Regions from separate parts of the Homo sapiens genome. Here region 2 is linked to region 1. A link is a loop called in an ENCODE intact Hi-C map of the cell type or tissue named here. Cell type or tissue: heart left ventricle. All regions are shown on one strand. Region 1 has its middle 30 kb from the start of EFNA2. Region 2 overlaps APC2 (APC regulator of Wnt signaling pathway 2).

Evidence for each region. A loop is a pair of places that touch in the nucleus more often than their neighbours do. Peaks named below come from ENCODE experiments on the same cell type or tissue, not always from the same donor. Only the 100,000 strongest peaks of a DNase experiment are listed, where the experiment ranks them.
Region 2: it touches region 1 in a loop (2.0-fold over the local background); 6 of 110 quality-filtered maps call a loop at or near these places.

Annotation. Positions count from the first base shown.
Region 1 is chr19:1,312,925-1,317,924 of GRCh38, forward strand. No RefSeq gene overlaps it. Among named protein-coding and RNA genes, the nearest start is that of EFNA2, 30 kb to the left of the region's middle. RefSeq lists a silencer at 2,831-3,110. In heart left ventricle, a CTCF peak has its summit at 2,913 (motif pointing right); a DNase peak (open chromatin) is centred at 2,957; H3K4me3 peaks cover 419 bases; H3K27me3 peaks cover 3,861 bases.
Region 2 is chr19:1,453,911-1,458,910 of GRCh38, forward strand. APC2 (APC regulator of Wnt signaling pathway 2) reads left to right here. Exons shown (of 15, transcript NM_005883.3): 5 at 1,239-1,347; 6 at 1,474-1,590; 7 at 2,166-2,243; 8 at 2,396-2,494; 9 at 2,943-3,333; 10 at 4,055-4,150. Among named protein-coding and RNA genes, the nearest start is that of APC2, 6.3 kb to the left of the region's middle. RefSeq lists enhancers at 1-630, 2,460-2,976 and silencers at 1,414-1,493, 1,544-1,663, 2,064-2,203. In heart left ventricle, no CTCF peak of the experiment used is centred here; DNase peaks (open chromatin) are centred at 1,600, 2,161 and 2,782; H3K27me3 peaks cover 4,115 bases.

The sequences.
Region 1 (5,000 bases):
AACGCGCCCCCATGGACCCAGCCCGCCCGCCTTTGTCCGCCGCCAGCCCCCCACCCGCCTGCCGTCACAGACCCCGCCTCCCGTGCCTGAGCCCCATTTCTCTGGGGGCCGGGCTGCCTCGCGTGGCCCCCGCCTGACTAAAGCCATGCAGCTTCTCGGCCGGCTCCATCCGCTGGCTGCCTCAGTTTCCCCCTCTGCAGCATGGGCATACAGGGTTCCTCTCGTCGGCTCATTGGCTGCTGAATGGGGGCTGTGTGGGCAGAGGCTCTCCCGGGGCTTTCCCAGGGTGCTCGGGGGTCCCTCTGCCCGGTCCCTCCACTGTGCCTTTGTCCAGGAAATTCGAGGTGGCAGGGAGAACGGATCCGCTCTCGGCCTGAACGGAGCCGCGGCAAATGCTGTTGACCCCTGACCCCGGCCCCCTAATCCCGGGGTTGAGGCTCTCACCGGAGAGGGGCCCTGGGAGATGAGCTGGGGCACGACCCCCGCCCCGGGCACCGAGGGGGGCTTCCAGGTCAGGGTCGGAGAGGCTTCGGGAGGACGCGGCTGCCCCATTGGCCACGTGCCCGGTCATCACCTCTCGGAGGCCAACACGGGAAACTGAGGCGTGGAGGAGCCCTCCTAAGCCCCACAGCTCTGGGATGGGAGCCAGGCCTAGCCACCTGCAGGGAGAGAGACACGGCCGGCAGCTGCCCCTCCCTGAGTCACCAAACAGGAATTCCGGGACGTCTGGCTGGCCCTGGAAGGCACGGCTAGCTTACAAACCCCCAGTCTTCAGGAACCTCTCTGGGTACCTGGCCCCTGTGTTCCCCGGGGAGGCCCCAGGATCCCCTTGTCTGGAACAGGGGGAGGGGCCTTTCTGGCCACCCTCTGCTGCTCTACATTTACCCAGTGTCTTCAGGAGGAAGAAATGAATGAATGAATGAAGTGGAAGGTGTCCTCATGCCTGCCAGCTGCTGCAGTCTAGCCCCCGTGCCTTGTGGCTACTTAGAGGCCTCAGCTAGCAGCATCCACCGCAGATTAAAAGATTCTCCGTCGGAGGCTGGGATGCGCTCACACGCTTGGGCGCCCCTGCGCTCCCCGGTGGCCGTGTGTCTGTTCCACCCTGCCGAGCTGTTCCCCACGATCAATTTCAATTTGGCCTGGTCTCTGCCTCTGCAGCACGACCCTCCTTGGGGGCCGACGGCGGGGAAGGAGTTGCTGGCTTCCGCAGCTCTCCCCCCAGGTCCCTGGGACCCTCGCCTGGTGAAGAGAGAGCTCTGCTGGGCCGCCTCTTTTTCCGGGCCTCAGTTTCTCTGGGTTTGGAATGAGGGCACAGGGCAGCGCAGTGTGGACCCAGCCTGGTTTTCATCCAACCTCATGAAGTCACTGAATGCTCGCCGTGGGCCTGACCCTGGGCTGAACCCTGGGGCACCGTGGGGGCTACGGCAGGCAAACGAGTCGGAGGCAGAGGAAGGGCGTTCCTGCAGGGGGGAGGCTGTGTGCAGAGGGGTAGAGGGAGGGAGGCAGGAGGGAGCGTCCTGGAAGAAACAGTTAAGGTGGGGCCACAGAGGAGGGTGGACAAGCCTAGGCAACAATATTCCTCAACAGCCGAAGTTTGTGTATTTGTTTTTTGAGACAGAGTCTCACTTTGTCACTCAGGCTGGAGTGCAGTGAGCTGAGGTGCGATCTCAGCTCACTGCAGCCTCAACCTCCCTGGCTCAATCGATCCTCCCATCTCAGCCTCCCAAGTAACTGGGACCACAGTTGTGTGCCACCACGCCCAGCTAATGTATTTATTTATTTATTTATTTAGAGACAGAATCGCTCTGTCGCCCAGGCTGGAGTACAGGGGTGCAATCTCGGCTCACTGCAACCTCCACCTCCTGGGTTCGAGTGCTTCTCCTGCCTCAGCCTCCTGAGTAGCTGGGATTACAGGTGCACCCCACCATGCCTGGCTTATTTATTTGTTTATTATTTATTTATTTTTGAGACAGTCTTGCTCTGTCACTCAGGCTGGAGTGCAGTAATGCGATCTCAGCTCACTGCAACCTCGACCTCCCTGGCTCAAGTGAGCCTCCCATCTCAGCCTCCCAAGTAACTGGGACCACAGGTGTGCACCACCACGCCCGGCTAATTTATTTATTTGTTTATTTAGAGACAGAGTCTTGTTCTGTCGCCCAGGCTGGAGTGCAGTGGTGCAATCTCGGCTCACTGCAACCTCCACTTCCTGGGTTCAAGTGATTCTCCTGCCTCAGCCTCCCGAGGAGCTGGGATTACAGGCACCTGCCACCACGCCCGGCTAAATTTTGTAATTTTAGTAGAGATGGGGTTTCACCATATTACCCAGACTGGTCTGGAACTCCTGAGCTCAAGTGATCCACCCGCCTCGGCCTCCCAAAGTGCTGGGATTACAGGCATGAGCCACCCACCACCCGGCCAATAGCCAACATTTATTGAGTGCTTACTGTGTACCAAACGTCAGCCGACAGGCTTTCCCTGCCTCATCTCCCTGCAACCTCCCAAGGATCCTCTAATACCCATTTTACAAATGAGGAGACAGGCCACAGACAGAGGCCGCTGTGAGGTGAGGGAAGGAGGCCACGGCCATGCTGGCATTGGCAGCACTGGTCCAGCTCAGACCTGTCCAGGTCCCCAGCAGGACTGCGGTGCGCCTGGCTCCTTCCTCTGCGCGCTCCATTCCCTTGCTGCTTCCTTCCGGGCCTCCAGGCTTCCCTCCTTTTCTAGGGTGGCGGTGGAGGAACCTATATGGGCTCCTGGGTGCTGGAGTTCGATCTGAACCTTCCCGCTCATTCTGCGTGACCTTGGGGGCGTGCCTGGCCCTCCCGTGCCTCAGTTTCCCCAGCCGCACCTGCCGGACTGTGAGGCCCCGACCCCCCGCCCTCTCTGGCCCCCCCGCGGCTCCGGGCTCAGGCCGCCGCTAGGTGGAGCGAGGAGGCCGGTGGAGACGCGGTGCGGGGAGACGCGCGCTCGGGAGCTGCAGAGGCCGGGGAGCGGGCCTGGCGCGCGGGTAGAGCTGCGTGGACGCCCGCGGCCCTTGGCGCTCAGAGCTCCCGCCCCGCAGCCAGCGCCTCTAGGAGGCCCAGCCGGACAGTCTGCGAGGGGCGCGCTCCGGGCGCAGGAGGGGCGGTGTCCGGGGCGCGTGGTTTGGGTCGTCGGGACCTGGATCCCGGAGCAGGCAGGCTGAGGTCTGCATGGTCAGGGCGGCCTCAGGTGCTGGGGAGCCACCCTGGCTGGACCTAGGGTCCCAGCTTCACGTTCACCTCCTGGAGCCTCAGGTCTGGGTCTGATGCCCCAACGGGAACCCCAAGCCCTGCCCACCGCCCGTCCTCACCTCTGCTGCCCCTTCACTGCCCCGACCAGTGGCTTCCGCCATAACCCTCTTGGGAGACCCATTTTTCATAGGAGGAAACTGAGGCACAGAGCGTTTTCTCGGTCACAGAACAGCTGGATCCCTCCTGTGTGATGAGCACCTCTGGGTCCTCCTGTGTCGTGACCACACCTGTGTCCACTTTCTGGGTCCTGGGCTGCAGAATGTCACCGCCCCAAATACCCTCTCGTGGGTGCTGTGGTTGGTTTCCTTGGCCTTGGGAGGGTCCTTTCTACTCAGGTAGGGATACCGTCTGGGTTCCCCCCCTACTGCCCCTGCAAGGCAGGGCTGGTGATCCGTGTGCACCCTGGGGGCCGTCTCATGTGTGGCTGCACCTTCCCACACCACGGCTGAGGAGAGGATCCTACCCACAGGTGCCCCTGGTGGGTTCAGCCGGCCCCTGCCGCGGGATCCTGCTTGATTTCTGGTACTCCAGGCCTCGCCACTGTCATTCCCGCTGGGCATGATGCGCACCTGCTGTGCCATGCTCTTGGGCAGCTCTCTGGGGTCACGGAAACTTCTGTGCCTCAGTTGCCTCCTCTGGAATGTGCAAATCCTTCGAGAAATAAGCTGGAAGACCTGGGAGCAAGCAGGCTTGGGTTTCCAGGTTTGGGGGGGGGGTGCCCAGATACAACCCCAAGGCTTTGGGAGGTGAGGGGACACCCTGCTGCTCCATCTGGACCCGCGCCCGTGAGCTCTGCTGCTCTGCGCCTGACCCACAGCTCTGTCCACTTGCCCCATATGGGTTCAAGGCACCAAGAATCAAGAATCCAGCCCTCTGGGCTGGATGCGGACACGGTGGCTCACGCCTGTAATCCCAGCACTTTGGGAGGCTGAGGCGGGTGGATCACCTGAGGTTAGGAGTTCAAGACCAGCCTGGCCAACGTAGTGAAACCTCATCTCTACTGAAAATGCAAAAATTAGCCAGGTGTGATGGTGTGGGCCTGTAATCCCAGCTACTCAGGAGGCTGAGGTAGAAGAATTGCTTGAACCTGAGAGAGGGAGGTTGCATTGAGCCGAGATATCGTGCCACTGCACTTTAGCCTGGGGGATAGAGTGGGAGGGATCGATCCAGCCCTCTTTCATCCCCTTCCCGCTCACTCCGACCCAACCTCCCAGTTCTGTCTTTAAAACAAGCTGCTTTTGTCTCTGCCCCAGGGCCTTTGCACGGGCTGCTCCATCCCTGCATGTGGCCAGCCCAGCAGCTCCCTCACTGCCCACCTGTGGCCGGCTGCATCCCTCCAATCTTCAGACACCCATTTTTTTTTCTTTTTCTTTTCTGTTTTATTTTTTTTGAGATGGTGGGGGTGGTCTCGGTATGTTGCCCAGGCTGGTCTCCAACTCCTGAGCTCAAGTGATCCTCCCACCTCGGTCTCCCAAAGTGCTGGGATCACAGGCATGAGCCACCTCGCCTGGTCTTGACACTTATTTTCATGTTCAGTTTGACCATATTTGTGACAAGTCAGAGACGATACAGCAAGGGGAAGAAGACACGTTCCCTTCCCTCTAGAAAGTCACAGTCACGCACAGAAGGCAGAAGGCTTGCAGTGCACAGCGACGGGATAAAGGAACCAGCTCTGCAACAGAGTGAGTGGCTCTGAGCTTTTGATCATTGAGATATAATTCACAGACC
Region 2 (5,000 bases), 140 kb after region 1:
GTCGCCAGGGACCGGGCTGTGTCCGGTGCCAGGGCTCAGCCAGGCCTGGAGCCAGGCGGGCTCAAAGCCGTCTTTGTAGAGAGCTGTGGCCCAAGAAGCGTGGGCTCAGGGCCAGCAGAGGGAGGCAGGGTCTGGGCACCCTGTGCAGCTGGGAGGGGTCATGTGGGGTCAGATGGGGCCATTGAAGAGCAGCGTGGGGTTGTCTGTGCTCTGCTGTGGGACCTCACTCAGCTCCCCTAAACCCTCCCAGCCTAAGACTCCTGCCCTGTAAAATCGGAATGGCCGTGTCTCCCATGAGGTTAAGGGAAACCTCTGTTGCACCTGGAGCACTTTGAGCCTGAAGCTACCTTGTAAGCTGGAGGGAGGTTAGCAAGTATGGGAGAAGTGTTAGAGGCAGGACAGCCTCCCTCAGTCTTTCTTCAAGGAGGAGAATTTCCAAAGGAATTGCTTTCTCTTTTTTTTTTTTTTGTTTAGTACATATAGTTTGAAACAGGGTCTCACTCTGTCACCCAGGCTGGAGTGCAGTGGTATGATCATCGCTCACTGCAGCCTCGAACTCCTGGGTTCAGGTGATTCTCCCACCTCAGCCTCCCATGTCAGGGAGTAGCTGAGACCACAGGTGCGCACCATCATGCCTGGCTAATCTTTTGTACTTTTTTTTTTTTTTTTTTGAGACGGAGTCTCGCTCTGTCGCCCAAGCTGGAGTGCAGTGGCGCGATCTCGGCTCACTGCAAGCTCCGCCTCCCGGGTTCACACCATTCTCCCACCTCAGCCTCCCGAGTAGCTGGGACTACAGGCACCCGCCACCACGCCCGGCTAATTTTGTTTTCGTATTGTTAGCAGAGACGGGGTTTCACCGTGTTAGCCAGGATGGTCTCGATCTCCTGACCTCGTGATCCGCCTGCCTCAGCCTCTCAAAGTGCTGGGATTACAGGCGTGAGCCACCGCGCCCGGCCGGCTATTTTTATATTTTTTATTTTTATTTTTTCCTTTTTAGAGAGGGGGTCTCGCTATGTTGCCCAGACTGTTTTCTCTCCTTTAATTTTTTTGCATCCCCCAGTTAATTTCAATACCCACCCCCCCCCCCTTACCCTAGCTCGGGGAGTGCCACGGGAGAGACCTTGCCATGTTGCCTGTTAACCTTGGCATACAGTAAGCGCTAACAAGTGATTACAAATATCAAAATAAACACACACGGCGCCGCCCTCTGAGCCCGCCCCCGCTGACTTGCTCCCCAGGTGTTTCCTGCTGAATGAGATTGAGAAGGAGGAGAAGGAGAAGCTCTGGTACTACTCTCAGCTGCAGGGCCTGTCCAAGCGCCTGGACGAGCTGCCGCACGTGGAGACGGTGAGCCGGCCGGGGAGCCAGGGGGCAGCGCGCCCGCCCCACTCAGGGTGCGGGAAGCGGCGTGGGGGAGGAACGGGGCCTGGCCCGGGCGCCCCTCACCGTGGCCCGCCCGCCTGCCTTTGCCAGCAGTTCTCGATGCAGATGGACCTGATCCGGCAGCAGCTTGAGTTCGAGGCCCAGCACATCCGCTCGCTGATGGAGGAGCGCTTCGGCACCTCGGACGAGATGGTGCAGCGGGCACAGGTGCGGCGGTGGGCGGGGTGGCGCGGCGGTAGGCGGGGCCCTGCGCCAGTGGGCAAATCAGAGTGCAGATATTATGGGCGGGGTCTGGGGTAATGGGAGGAGTCTTATGCCTCCTGGGTTGGGGGGCGCGGGTTCTGGTTCAGGAGGCGGGGCCAGAAGCTGGAGGTGTTGGTGGGTGGAGTCAGGAGGCTCAGAGCCTGAGCACAAGGGCGGTGGGGTGCGACAGTGGAAGGTGGCATGGCCTGTGGGCAGGGCCAGATCAGCAGGTGGGTGGGGCCTAGAAGGACGAGGTCTAGGTTCTGGGTGGAGCCCAAATGGGAAGTGGGAGGAGTCAGAGCCTGGGATGGACTAAAGGCGGGGTTTAGACAGTGGGTGGGGTCATATCTTAGGAGGCGGGGCTTAGGGAGCTGGCAGGGCTGGATCAGGGAGAAGGCAGAGGTAGGGTCAGGGCCTGGGGCGGGGTTATCAGGAAGAGGCGGGGTCAGAGCCCAGGGTGGGGTCATCCCAGGGAGAGGCGGGGTCAGAGCCGGGGGCGGGGTCAGCTCCAGCACTTGCCCTCGTGTGGTCCTGAGCAGATCCGCGCCTCGCGCCTGGAGCAGATTGACAAGGAGCTGCTGGAGGCGCAGGACCGAGTGCAGCAGACGGAGCCCCAGGTACCGGGTGGGGCAGAGCCAGGGACCAGGGGTGGTGTCGGCCCAGGCAGAACGGGGCTCCTCGAGTTCTGCCCGCCCCCGCCCACATCATCACGGGTGAGCAGACTGGGTGCTCTGGGACTGTACCCCCGACCCTGGTGCTCTCCCTGCAGGCCTTGCTGGCGGTGAAGTCGGTGCCGGTGGACGAGGACCCCGAGACAGAGGTCCCCACACACCCTGAGGATGGCACCCCTCAGCCGGGCAACAGCAAGGTGAGGGGGAGGGTGAAACGGGGGCTGGCGCAGCTGTCTGGGCTGGAAGGGGGATCAGGTCTGCATCCTCGCCAGTGGTGGTGCCCTCCCATGCCTCCATCCAGCACCCCCTCGGGTGTAGGAAGGCCCCTCTGGCGTGCAGCTCATGCAGAAGCTGCGGGCCTGGCGAGGTGGATGGGGAAATACGTCCCGTAGCGGGGGCTAAGTGGGGCACCATAGACGTCCCCGTGGAGTCCCTTGGCTCTGCGCGGCCACCCTAGGAATGCCAGGTGAGGGGGGCCAGCCTCCCCGAAGCACGTGTGCAGCCTCCTAGCGTCCCCTCATCTGTCCCCCAGGTGGGCGTGGGGCTGCCCTTGGGGACGGGGCAGGGGTCACAGGGCTCCGACCGGGTTTCCAGGTGTGCGGGGGGCAGGTGAGGGACCCCACCCTGACCCTGCCCTCCCCCCAGGTGGAGGTGGTCTTCTGGCTGTTGTCCATGTTGGCGACGCGCGACCAGGAGGATACAGCGCGCACGCTGCTGGCCATGTCCAGCTCGCCCGAGAGCTGCGTGGCCATGCGCCGCTCGGGCTGTCTGCCTCTGCTGCTGCAAATCCTCCACGGCACCGAGGCCGCGGCCGGGGGTCGCGCCGGGGCCCCAGGGGCACCGGGCGCCAAGGACGCACGCATGCGCGCCAACGCGGCGCTGCACAACATCGTCTTCTCGCAGCCGGACCAGGGCCTGGCGCGCAAGGAGATGCGCGTCCTGCACGTGCTGGAGCAGATCCGGGCCTACTGCGAGACCTGCTGGGACTGGCTGCAGGCCCGAGACGGCGGGCCCGAGGGAGGTGGCGCCGGCAGCGGTGAGTGCCTGGCCTGGTGGGCCCCCTCCGCGCAATTAACGTGCAGCTAGGGCTTCCCGGGGGATGGGCGACTAGGACCTCCAGCCTTTGCTGCCTGCCTTCTGGCGTTGGAGGCTGCAGTACCAGGCTCCGGCCGAGGCCTGTGGGGGCATTTGACGTTGGGAAAAGACCCGCCCATGATCGTACCTGGCGCAGAGTAAACGCTCGGGAAGTCGCTGAATGCATGGATGGATCGTGGGTAACTCTGGAAAGTTGGGTGCAGACTTTGAGATTCTTTTTTTGCAGTTGATCGCAAAGTTAATATGGGGGCCGGGCGCTGTGACTCACACCTGTGATCCCAGCACTTTGGAAGGCAGAAGCAGGAGAATTGCTTGAGCCCAGGAATTTGGGGCTGCAGTGAGCTGAGATCATGCTACTGCACTCCAGTCTGGACAACAGAGCGAGACCCTGTCTCGTCAGTTTTATTTTTAAAAAGGGCAGAAGCACAGCTGAAAGGTGTGGTGCTCCAGGAACTACCTCGCCTCCCTTCCCAAGGCTGAGTGAGAGAGGCCACCCCATCATCCCATCTTAGAGAGGCTGGGAAAGGAAGTCCCAACTTTGCAGCCATTTGCAAAGCTCCCGGGATCCTTCAGGCCTGGGGCGGGCGGGTTGCGGGACCTTCGGGAGTCACCTGGGACATTTCCTGGGAATGGGGGCTCTGATCTGGTCCCTGTGCCCACAGCCCCGATCCCCATCGAGCCGCAGATCTGCCAGGCCACCTGTGCTGTTATGAAGCTGTCCTTTGATGAGGAGTACCGCCGTGCCATGAACGAGCTAGGTGAGTGTCCCAGGTCCTCTGGGAAGCCATCCTCCAGCCCCCGAACAGGTGGTGGCTCCTCGGCCGCTAAAGGGACACAGGCTGGGTCATCTGAGCTTGGGCTGGGGATTGGAGCCCGGAGAGGGACAGACTCCCTGGAGTCACATAGCACCTCTCATGAGTGGACCGTCACCCTGGGCCCTCTGTCCCCATGAGCTGCGTGTGGCCTCCCGATCTGGTCTGAGGCTTCGGGGGTGACTTTCAGCCCTAAGTTCCCTGGGGCTCAGAACAGGGAACGGACCAGAAGGGCAAAGATAGATAGAAGACAGGCCCAGAATTGGAACTGTAGGGGGTGTTTTACGTTTGAGGACATTGCAACATCTTCTCTTTGTCAATATAAAAAGTAATTGAGGCCGGGCGAGGCTGCTCATACCTGTAATCCCAGCAGTTTGGGAGGCCAAGGCAGGAGGATGACTTTAGCTCAGAAGTTCGAGACCAGGCTGGGCAAAAATAGTGAGACCCCATCACTACAAAAAAAAAATTAGTCCCAGCTACTGGGGAGGCTGAGGTGGGAGGATCTCTTGAGCCCAGGAGGTTAAAGGTGCAAGGAGCTATGATCATGCCACCACACTCCAGACTGGGCAACAGAGCCAGACCCTGTCTCAAAAAGAAAAGTCTTGCTGTAACTTTTTTTTGAGACAGAGTCTCACTCTGTTGCCCAGGCTGGAGTGCAGTGGTACAATCTCAGCTCACTGCAAACTCCACCTCCGAGTAGCTGGGATTACAGGTGCCCGCCCCCACACCTGACTAATTTTTGTATTTTTAGTAGAGACGGGGTTTCACCGTGTTGCTCAGGCTGGTCTCAAACTCC